Linked DNA regions of Homo sapiens: region 1 is linked to region 2. The links are chromatin contacts, found by Hi-C or POLR2A ChIA-PET in ENCODE. All regions are on one chromosome and are shown on one strand. The core of a region is the stretch at or near the end of the contact, and the rest is flanking DNA. Distances in the headings are between cores, read along the strand shown. Region 1 has its middle 13 kb from the start of SNORA69. Region 2 overlaps SEPTIN6 (septin 6).

Evidence for each region. Hi-C counts contacts between places; a loop is a spot of excess contacts on that map. ChIA-PET counts read pairs that join two places held with the same protein, here RNA polymerase II (POLR2A). Pooled maps may share reads with other maps.
Region 1: a loop to region 2 is called in a map of naive thymus-derived CD4-positive, alpha-beta T cell, with 4 times the contacts of the local background. The contact joins two enhancer-like sites. A Hi-C loop is called at or near these places in 1 of 168 maps with a recorded cell type or tissue (naive thymus-derived CD4-positive, alpha-beta T cell), 1 of 37 single-sample maps with no recorded cell type and 7 of 50 pooled maps. POLR2A ChIA-PET finds 5 or more read pairs at or near these places in 6 of 52 experiments (GM12878, H1, Panc1 and 3 more).

Annotation. Positions count from the first base shown.
Region 1 is chrX:119,771,721-119,777,249 of GRCh38, forward strand. No RefSeq gene overlaps it. Among named protein-coding and RNA genes, the nearest start is that of SNORA69, 13 kb to the right of the region's middle. Within about 2 kb of position 3,956, at least 2 of the 41 ENCODE cell types and tissues checked have a DNase peak (open chromatin) inside an H3K27ac peak, as active enhancers do.
Region 2 is chrX:119,650,769-119,656,633 of GRCh38, forward strand. SEPTIN6 (septin 6) reads right to left here. Exons shown (of 11, transcript NM_145799.4): 4 at 2,086-2,272. Among named protein-coding and RNA genes, the nearest start is that of MIR766, 6.9 kb to the left of the region's middle. RefSeq lists an enhancer at 4,713-4,762. Within about 2 kb of position 3,508, at least 10 of the 41 ENCODE cell types and tissues checked have a DNase peak (open chromatin) inside an H3K27ac peak, as active enhancers do.

The DNA of each region.
Region 1 (5,529 bases), core at 2,706-5,205, 120 kb after region 2:
CCAAAGTGCTGGGATTACAGGCGTGAGCCACCGAGCCCGGCCGCCTCTTTTATAAGGGCATTAATCCCATTCATGAAGGCAGAGCCTCATGACTTAATCACTTCCCCAAAGATCCCTCCTCTTAATATTGTCACCTTGGGGATTAAGTTCCAACATACACATTTTTTTTTTTTTTGAGATAGAATCTCACTGTGTCACCCAGGGTGGAGTGCAGTGGCACGATCTCAGCTCACTGCAACCTCTGCCTCCCAGGTTCAAGCAATTCTCCTGCCTCAGCCTCCCAAGTAGCTGGGATTACAGACGCCCGCCACCACGCCCGGCTAATTTTTGTATTTTTAGTAGAGATGGGGTTCCACCATGTTGGCCAGGCTGGTCTCCAACTCCTGGGCTCAAGTGATCTGCCCACCTCAGCCTCCCAAAATTCTTGGATTAGAGGTGTGAGCCACCGTGCCCGGCCTACAACATACACATTTCAGAGGGACACATATATTCATGCCTTTGCACCTCCCATCTGCCAAATCCAAGTCCTTATCTTAGTTCACTTCTTGGCAGCACTGAACAATGTTGGCTACTTCCTCCTGTTTGAAACTCTTGTCTAGTCTTCCATAACCTCCTATGGCTTTAATTGCTGGGGTTTACCAGGATGAAGTTCTGGAAGCTTTTCTCTTCACTCTACATTCTCTCCCAAAGTCCTGTTTTTTGTTGTTGTTGTTTGTTTTGTTTTGTTTTTTTTTTTTTTTTTTTGAGACAGATGCTTACTCTGTCACCCACGCTGGAGTGCAGTGGTGTGATTACAGCTCACTGCAGCCTCGACCTCCCGGGTTCAAGTGATCCTCCCACCTCAGCCTCCCGAGTAGCTGGGACTATAGGTGCATGCCACCACACCAGGCTAGCTTTTTGTATTGTTTGTAGAGACAGGGTTTCACCCTGTTGCCCAGGCTGGTCTCCAACTCCTGGGCTCAAGTGGCCCACCCTCCTCAACTTCCCAAAGTGTTAGGATTACAGGCATGAGCCACTGCACCCTCCCTGCCTCTCCCAAAGTTGTTTTTTCCCTTCCCCACTTACCCTCCCTCACTCTGCTCCAGCCACTCAGTCCTCCTTGCTGATCCTTCGAACAGCCATGTTCTTCTCAACCCTGGGGTTCCTGCATGCTGTTCACTCTCCAGAAACACTTTCCCCTCTCCCTTGCTCCTGACTTCACCTGACCCACTCATCCTTCATTCACCCACTCATCCTTCATTTCAGGTGTCAGATTAAATGTTACCTCCTTGGGGATGTCTTCCCTGCTGCTCAGGCTATGTTAACACTCTACCCATTACACTCACTCATGAGGCCCCGGGCATCTTTTCTTTTTTCCTTGAGATGGAGTCTTGCTCTGTCGCTCAGGCTGGAGTGCAATGGCGCAATCTCGGCTCACTGCAACCTCCGCCTCCCGGGTTCAAGCAGTTCTCCTGCCTCAGCCTCCCGAGTAGCTGGGATTAAAGGCGCCTGCCACCCCGCCCGGCTAATTTTTTTGTATTTTTAGTAGAGACGGGGTTTCACCATGCTGGCCAGGCTGGTCTCGAACTCCCAACCTCAGGTGATCTGCCTGTCTCAGCCTCCCAAAGTACTAGGATTCTGTAATCCCACAGATTACAGAATCAAGGCGGGTGGATCACTTGAGCCCAGGAGTTCTCAATCAGCATGGGCAACATGGCAAAACCCCATCTCTACAAAATAGAAAACAATTAGCTGGGCATGGTGGCACATGCCTATAGTCCCAGCCACCTGGGAGGCTGAGATGGGAGGATCACCTGAGCCTGGGAAGTCGAGGCTGCAGTGAGCCATGATCGCGCCACTGCACTACAGCCTGGGTGACAGAGTGAGACTCTGTCTCAAAAAAAAAAAAAAAAGCATCAACGTTAGCATGTGGACTGCTGCTGAGAACCCACTGATTCGGGATGGAGAGGAGTAGGCTAGGATTAGAGGGACTGGTAAGAGGCTATGGTCTGTAGAGTCAGATGGACAGATAAGAGAGATTTCATGGAATCAACAAGACTTGTGATTGACTGAATGTAGGGGAGGAGGAAGACAGAGGTGGCAAGGGTGATGCTCAGGTTTCTGACTTGAGCAACAGGGTGGATGGTGGTGTCATTTACTGAGAGGAAGGGCCATGAGAAGAATAGGTTTTTTTGGTGGGTAGGGGAAGGGGATCAAAACTTGTTTTGGATACATTAAGTTTGAGATTGGCTATATGACATCGAGGTGAAGAGATCCAATAGACAGTTGGATACGTGGATAAGCAAATCAAGAGAGAACTGGAGGTAGCTGTGGGGTTACTGGAGGGTTTTTTTCTTTTCTTTTTTTTTTTTTGAGACAGAGTCTCGCACTGTCACCCAGGCTGGAGTGCAGTGGCGTGATCTCGGCTCACTGCAACCTCCCCCTCCCGGGTTCAAGCGATTCTCCTGCCTCAGCCTCCCGAGTAGCTGGGATTACAGGCGCCTACCACCATGCCCAGCTAATTTTTGTATTTTTAGTAGAGACGGGGTTTCACCATGTTGGCCAGGCTGGTCTCAAACTCCTGACCTCGTGATTTGCCTGCCTCGGCCTCCCAAAGTGCTGGGATTATAGGCATGAGTCACCGTGCCCGGCCAGGAGAGGGGTTTTATTTTGGCTTGGGAGGCACAGCTTGTTTGTGTAATGACACAAAGGACTCAAAAGAAAAGGAGAAGTAGGAAGACAGAGGAGTCAACACGAATAGTCAATGGATCAAAGCTCCCAAGAGGTGGGAAGGGATAAGGCAGAGCATAGGACTAGGAATTTGTCTCACAGAGGAGGAGACTCTGGAGTCAGACAGTCTGATTAGAGCTTAGTTCTACCACCTTCTAGCTGTGAGACCCTGGGTAAGTCACTCACTCTCCCTGAGTCTTACTTTCCTTGACTATAATACAATGGAATTGGCCAGGACTGGTGGCTCATGCCTGTAATCCCAGCACTTTGGGAAGCCAAGGCGGGTGGATCACAAGGTCAGGAGTTCAAGACCAGCCTGGCCAAGATGGTGAAACCCCGTCTCTACTAAAAATACAAAAATTAGCCAGGCATGGTGGCAGGTGCCTGTAATCCCAGCTACTCGGGAGGCTGAGGCAGAGAATTGCTTGAACCCAGGAGGCAGAGGTTACAGTGAGCCGAGATCGCACCACTGCACTCCAGCCTGGGTGACAGAGTGAGACTCCGTCTCAAGGGGGAAAAAAAAGGAATTATGAGTACCTGCCTCATAAATTTGGGCTGATCATTAAAGGAGATAATGCATGTAATATGCTTACCATTGTGTCTTGCACATAGGAACATTGCATAAATGGTAGCTGTTATTATTATAACAGGAGTGCAGGAGGAAAAAGAGGGCGCACATACAGGTGAGTTCACAGGTTTGGTTGCAGGAAGTTAAACACATTCTGTTTTTTCTTTTCTTTTTCTTTCTTTCCTTTCCTTTTTTTTTTCTTTTTTTTTTTTTGAGACAGAGTATTGCTCTGTCACCCAGGCTGCAGTGCAGTGGCAGGATCTTAGCTCACTGCAACCTCCGCTTCCTAGGTTCAAGTGATTCTCTTGCCTCAGCCTCCTGAATAGCTGGGATTACGGGCATGTGCCACCAAGCCCAGCTAATTTTTGTGTTTTTAGTAGAGACGGGGTTTCACCATATTGGCCAGGCTGGTCTTGAACTCCTGACCTCAGGTGATCTGCCTGCCTCAGCCTCCCAAAGTGCTGGGATTACTGGCATGATCCACCACGCCCAGCCTACTAACCTCGATGATTTCTTAAACCCAAACCTGATAGGCCACTGTCTACTTTTGAACTCTTTAATGTTTCTCTTGGCCTCAGGATAGAATTGAAGCTCTCACTTAAGACTTAGAGGCTCCTCGTGATCTGGCGTCTGCTTACCTCTCCAGCCTCATTCCTATTCACTACTTCCTGTTCGCATCCTCTTTCTTCACCCACGAATACATCCCCTTTCTACACTCCTGCCATGCAGTAACTTTCAGTTCCCGATCTCCCAGCTTTCTCTTGACTGGGCCTTTTCACAGTCTGTTTCCTCTGCATAGGACATGAACGTTCCACCCGGCAGCCTCAGCCGCAAAACCTAGCTCCTCGTGGGCCTCCAGGGCTCAGTTTGCTCTTCCTCAGTCCCTCCCGTGTTCGGTACAGGTTCCCAAGACCCTAGTGCCTTCCTTGCCGCAGCACTCTGCACTAGGAGCTGTGTCGGCACTGTCATCTGCCTCCATGTAGGCTGGGAGTCCAAGAAGATGTGGGCCTGTGGTTGTGGTTCACTGCTGCAGCTCAGCACCCAGCACAGATACAACACTATGTATCTGCCTCATAGTCTGAAACGGGTGTTTGAGAATGAACAAGTGGGAGTTGGAGGCAGCTGACCTTGAATTTAGATCCACAGGCTTTCTGATTTAACTAATAGTTGTGTTTTTTGTATTCATTTGCCTTCAGTTCCCATGCCCTTCTTCCTTTGGAGAGCCCCGTGGAAACAATTTTTCTTTTTTCTTTCATTTTTTGAAACAGAGTTTCACTTTGTCACCAGGCTGGAGTGCGGTGGCGCGATCTCAGCTTACTGCAACCTCTATTTCCTGGGTTGAAGCGATTCTCCTGCCTCAGCCTCCCAAGTAGCTGGGATTACAGGTGCCTGCCACCATGCCTGGCTAAGTTTTATAATTTTAGCAGAGATGGGGTTTCACCATGTTGACCAGGCTGGTCTCCAACTCCTGACCTCAAGCGATCCACCCGCCTCAGTCTCCCAAAGTGCTGGGATTACAGGCCTGAGCCACCATGCCCGGCCTGGAAACAGTTTTTCTAATGAACACCATGTTAGATGTACATTAGACAGTTACAAATGTGGCATTATAGGTTCATGATTTTAGAGGTTAGCGATCAAGTCCAATTTCCTCATTTCAAATGGAAGAAAACAGGTCCCCAAAGCTGTGGTGGCTTGTTAGTGGCAGGCTAGTTGTAGCTGTAAAACTGGGACTAAGCCTCAGATTTCTTGATACCAGTGCTCTTTCTCCTTTCCCATACCATGCTGTGATGGATTAAAGATGACCATAAGTCCTTTGATACTCTTCCCATTGAGAGGTGGCCTCTATCACACTTTCCCTTGAATCTGGATGGGTTCTGGAACTGCTTAGACCAAAAAAATACAGGAAAAGGGATAACCCAGTCTGGGTGGGACCAGCTACGTAATTTGTGGAGCCCAAACTGAAAATGTGAGACCCCTTTTAAGAAATTAAGAATTTCAAGAAAGACTGGGCGTGGTGGCTCACGCTTGTAATCCCAGCACTTTGGGAGGCCGAGGCCGGTGGATCACTTGAGGTCAGGAGTTTGAGACCAGTCTGGCCAACATGTTGAAACCCTGTCTCTACTAAAAGTACACAAAATTAGCCGGACATGGTGGTATGCATCTGTAATCCCGGCTACTCGGGAGGCTGAGGCAGGAGAATCGCTTGAACCCAGGAGGTGGAGGTTGCAGTGAGCCGAGATCACGCCATAGCT
Region 2 (5,865 bases), core at 2,258-4,757:
AACTCAGTTAGGTGAGGAAGAACCTATAGTTACAATTTGATCTGAGACTTATGCAAAAAGAATTATACTGCCTGAGTCTCATGATTAATTTCTGAGTAAGAAAAGCAAGTATAAATGCCCAATTTCAGGCATCAGGAGAAAGAACTAATCCCAACCAAAAGTTCAATCCACCTGAACCCTAATCCTTGAAATTCCTCCAAGAAGGGACAAGGCTTTTACTGTCAGAAGGTAAAGAAACTTGAAATGCACATGTGTTTGTGAGACAGAGCACACTAAGTTCAGGTTGACATGGAGAGCATAATCATTCCTGCCAGTAGACTCCAACGGGGGGTGGGGGAGGGGCATAGGTGGCACTCAGGCCCCGGACTCTAAAAGGGGAGTCTGGGAGCTCCAGACGTGGAAGAAAAATCCTGCTTCCTCTGCGCTTTGGCTTAGGAGTGCCTCTGAAGGCTGATATCACACAGCCGCTGGGTCAAGGAAAGACTGAACCGTGGAGGCACCTCCCTTGAAGTCTTTCAGGGGCAGAAGGGTCAAAGCCCTTGCCAAGATGAAACAGCAGGCAGAGCCTATTCTCCTTGGCACTTTCGCCAAGTCCCCATTGACACACTATAAACATATATCAGGCCAGGGGCAGTGGCTCATGCTGCTAATCCAAGCACTTTGGGAGGCCAAGGTGGGCAGATCACCTGAGGTTGCGAGTTCGAGACCAGCTTGGCCAACATGGTGAAACCCCGTCTCTACTAAAAATAAAAAGTATCCAGGCATGGTAGTGCATGCCTATAATCCCAGCTACTCGGGAGGCTGAGGCAGGAGAATTGCTTGAACCCAGGAGGCGGAGGTTGCGGTGAGCCAAGATCGTGCCATTGCACTCCAGTCTGGGCAACAAGAGTGAAAGTCCGTCTCAAAAATAAATAAATAAATAAATATATATGTATCTATCTATCTCAAAGGCTTAACTCGGCCCATCCACCAGGCCTGCAGCCATGTGGCTCACCAATGCCCCTATACAGGACATGCAGGGCATGGCCACATTTCAAGAGCAGCCTTTTATTCATGGGCCATGAGCCTATTGCTGCAAAAAATGAAAAACTGCTCCTATTCTGATGAGAGCTGAAATTCAGTCTTAGAGTGGATGTGCTACTAAATGGCTGCATGTGAATTCGATTATTTTTTTGATACGGAGTCTGGCTGTGTCGCCCAGGCTGGAGTGCAGTGGAATGATTCCAGCTCACTGCAACCTCCGCTTCCAGGTTCAAGCGATTCTCCTGCTTGAGCCTCCCCAATAGCTGGGATTATAAATGCGCACCACCATGCCCAGTTAATTTTTGTATTTTTAGTAGAGACGGGATTTCGCCATGTTGGCCAGGCTGGTCTCGAACTCCTGACCTCAGATGACCCGCCTATCTTGGCCTCCCAAAGTGCTGGGATTACAGGTGTGAGCCACCGCACCCAGCCAAGTTTTTCTTAAAGGAAGACAACGCCTGATTCCCACAGCCATCTTTCTCGGGCATGGAAGCATTATAACATGGGGTCACAGATCTGAGTGTCACAGAATCTGCACTCTACCAGTAGCTAGCAATATGACAATGAGCAAGTCACTTAACCTCTGAGAGCCTCAGTTTTCTCTTCTGTAAAATGAAGATAACAATAATGTGTACTTCACGGGGCTGGCATATAATGAGGGTTTTAATGTTAACTGCAATCATAAAAGTAATTATTGATAGCAAGAATAACTTTCAAAGTCAAGTTTGCATGTTTGATTCTAGCCAGTTAACATTCGGACAAAGAAAAAAACAGCTTTCCATTGCCAAAGCCTTTGCCCCTAGACCCAGGGAGCCATCTTGCTAGTCCCCAAGAGGGATCAGGGCAGAAAGACAGCTCAGGGCAAGCCCATCCCTAGTGCTGGGAAAACAGATCACAAAGCTTACGACGCTGGTGCTGGATCCGTAACACCATCTTTATGGAGGGACAGGGAATGAGGGAGAGGATGAGGATGCCACAAATCTCTCCCGGAATCCCACATCTACTTTGCACAAGAGATCAGTAAGAGTGAGCCCCCAGCGCCCCCGCCCCTGCCTCCTATACCTTACTGTCCAGCTTCTTCATAGTCACTAGGTCCAGAGACTTCAGGGAATGACCCGTGGGGGCAATGAAATACAAGCAGACATGGATTCGGGAGTCATGGTAGGTGTGTAGCACTCTTCGGATCTTTAGCTCTTCCTGCAGGTAGGCCTCGAATTGTGCATCGATGAATTCCACGATAGGCTTGTAGCTAAAAGGGAGAGCAGGGACAGAGGCGGATCCCGTCAAAAACTTGGATTTTGACACCGTCCTTTTTGGAAGTTTCAAATGCCCTCTGTAATCTTGACTCTCTCCCATCCAACTGCATTTCTCCATCTCCCTTCAGTGGGCCTCCAATCTTGTCAGCCTGGCCACCTTCTTGGTCCCTACATGAGCCAAACTTATGCCCATCTGTGCACCTTCACTAGAATGCCCCTTTCTCTCTCCTCATCCCAATTCTGCCCTCCCAGACCTCAGGGCTCAGCTTAATGTCCTCCTCCTTCCTACGGCCTTCCCCACTTATGCCAGAAATCCCTTCTGCGAGTCAGGGGCATAACAAGAAATGGCATTCAATTACTTATTGTTGCTTCACAAGGATTCTCTCAAATAGATTGTGCCTTCCTAAAGAGCAGGGCCTGTGAAGGGCACTTGTCTGTCCCTCGGGGGGCCCCAACACAGCATGGAGCCCACTGGCTGTATCTGTAGAGGGACTGATTTTCCTCCAAGCTGGGCTCATGTCTTTGCTCCCTTTATCTCGCCCTACAGTGCCTAGATGAGAGCTGGGTACACAGTGGGTAACAAGACCTCTCTTTGGCCCACTGCTGGGCAATCTTGTGAGAACATTCAGGGCTTTTGCTCATTCTCGCTAGGTTTAGCGGAGCTCCACACTTGGCTCCCCCAAGGTCAAGATATTTTTCTGATTCTCATTTCTGCCAAGGTGGTGACTTTAAGTATTCAGGCCAGGCACAGTGGATCATGGCTCGTAATCCCAGCACTTTGGGAGGCTGAGACGGGCGGATCTTCTGAGCTCAGGATTCGAGACCAGCCTGGGCAACACGGCAAAACTTCGTCTCTACTAAAAATACAAAAATTAGCCAGCTGTGGTAGCTCATGCCTGTAATCCCAGCTACTCAGGAGGCTGAGGCAGGAGAATCGCTTGAACCCGGAAGGCAGAGGTTGCAGTGAGTGGAGATCATGCCACTGCACTCCAGCCTGGGCAACAGAGTGAGACCCCATCTCCAAAAACAAACAAACAAACAAACAAAGTATTCAGGCAAAATCTGGTAAAGCTACTCCCCTCCGCACACCCTGCACACATGGACACAGGCCCGCCAGCTCACTGAGTCTCCACACGCGGCTCCTCTAGGTGGCCCCCAAGTCTTGCCAAGGCTTCTTAAACAACAGTCAGCCCTCTATGTCTCTCTTTCCTGGGCCTCCCTGGGAAACTTCCCTCTCCCTCTGTCCCAGTCCCCTCCCACGTCATCCCCGTCACCCCTACGGCCTCTTTCTGCTCTAACTAGGTCAGCTTAGCTCAGCTCTGCCTCTTGTTCTCATCTCCCCTGTCTGTCTGCTGCCTCTCTGGCTGAGGGGGTGCCTCCCTTCAGGCTAGAAGAGGCTTGTCATGTGGGCCCAGGGCAGGGAGTTTTCAGATACCGCTGCCAGAAGGGAACATGATGATCAAAGGAGGAGCTGAGCCCAGCCAATGCCTCCCACCTGCAGCAGCTCCCAGGCTGAGCCTTTCTGAAAGATCCCCCTAGTAGAGAAGGGGAAAATAGCCTTTTAAGAAAGAATCACAGGATCCTAGATTCTGAGAGCTGCAGCCAGAGCTGAGATCCAGGTGCAGGCTATCTCTGGAGCCCCAGAGAAAAATCTTTTTTTTTAAGATGGAGTTTCGCTCTGTTGCCCGGGCAGGAGTGCAGTGGTGCGATCTCCACTCACTGCAACCTCTGCCTCCCAAGCCCCAGAGAAAACTCTAAAAACATAGTCCTTTCTTTATTCCTTTGATCCCTCCGAGCCACTGTTCCGAAGGGTAATCGCATCAAAGAATCTCTTGGTTGCAAAGATCCTTAGAAGGTTCCTGACGAATTTGGAGTGAGGGTGGGGAATGTATCCCCTAGGCTTATTTAATTAATTTTTGGATGTTTTGCTGATTTGAAATAGTTGATGATGGCACTGCTTCATTTTTTTTCTCAATTACGTAATTTTTTTTTACTTCATTTTTTGCTTTGCAGAAGGAATCAGAGGAAAGAAAATAAAGCTAAAAAGTGCATTTTTTAGCTCCCCCACACACCCCGAAATCTGTAGTGATACCCTGTGCCTGTCTTACTGCAATTGCCTCTGGCTCTCGGAAGCTCTCAAGATGTACATGGATCAGACCAGCCAAACCAGCCAATCAGCCACCAGGATTTGGTGTAGACGAATCCTAAATGGGTGGCTTATCTTCGTCTTATTCATCTCTGTATCCTCCACGTCTAGCCTGCTGTCTGGAACATAGTAAAGTTTCCGCTACTGCTCTGCATTCCCTCCACCCCCAGGCCCCAGTGACTCATCTTCCCACGGTGGCCACCTCTCTCCCACACTCTGTTGTGCTGCTCACTGGACTCCAGTGGGTGGTAAACAAAATCCTTTACTCTTATAGGCTACCTCCTCCCAAACTGCTTCCTTCCTCTAAGTGACACCTGACTATCCTTCAGAGATGCTGCTTTTCTCATATCCTTCTCAACTGGAAATTTCTTCATCTCCACACCCAAGTCCCATGGAAGGGCAGAGAGGGCAGCTTTCTTCTAGCTCTTGATTCCCTCGCTCACTGTGATCTCCTCATCTCCTCCATTTTCGACCAAAACCAGCTCCAACAGACTCCATCCCTCCCCATCACTACTGATAATCTTTGACATTTCAAGACAGCCGTTCTTAACACAGGGTTCATGGACCTCCTAGGTTCTGTGAATAGAATTCAGAGGATCTGTGAACTTAGATAGGAAAAAAATACATCTTTTTCACTAATCTCTAACTGAAGTTTAGCAGTTTCTTCAGCTGCAGACATAGGTAACAATCTATAGTAATGTTAGCAGTACCTGTGATTTCATAACCAATAGAAATCACTGATATCATCATTTCCCATTCCAGTTGTTGTAAATAGCTCAAAATAGCATTTATACTCATTACAACATTCAAATTCTGGTAATTATTAAGCCTGCATATAGATATTATTACTTCTGGAATTGATAGAGAAGCACATGGATTGCTAAGTCACAATTTTTAAATATTTTAGTAACTGTATTTTTAGTATACTTGGTATATTTTAGGCATTTAAAAACATTATTTTGAGAATGAGCCCATAGGCCTCACTAGATTGCTAACGGGGCCAATGGCACAAAATAACCCCTGGTCTAGACAATAATACTTATTCATTTCGGATAATGATATGTACTATGAAGATACTCCAATAGGATAATGGGATATACATGTGATTGAGGGTTCAACTACTTTAAATACAGTGATCAGGGAAGGCTTCTCTAAGGGTGTGACATTTGAGCCGCAAGGATGAGGATGACAGAGCCATGGAGAGATCTGGGTGAAGAGCATTCCAGGCAGTGGGAATAATAAATGTGAGGATGGTTCTGAGGCAGAAACCAGTCTGACAGGTTTGAGCAATGGGAAGACGGCCAGGGAGGTGGGACTTGGTGAACCCAGCTTGAGTAAATTATTCACAGTAGCCCAAAGGTGGAAACAACCCAAATGTCCATCAACTGATGACCGGATAAAGAAAATGTGGAGGCCAGGCGCAGTGGCTCACGCCTGTAA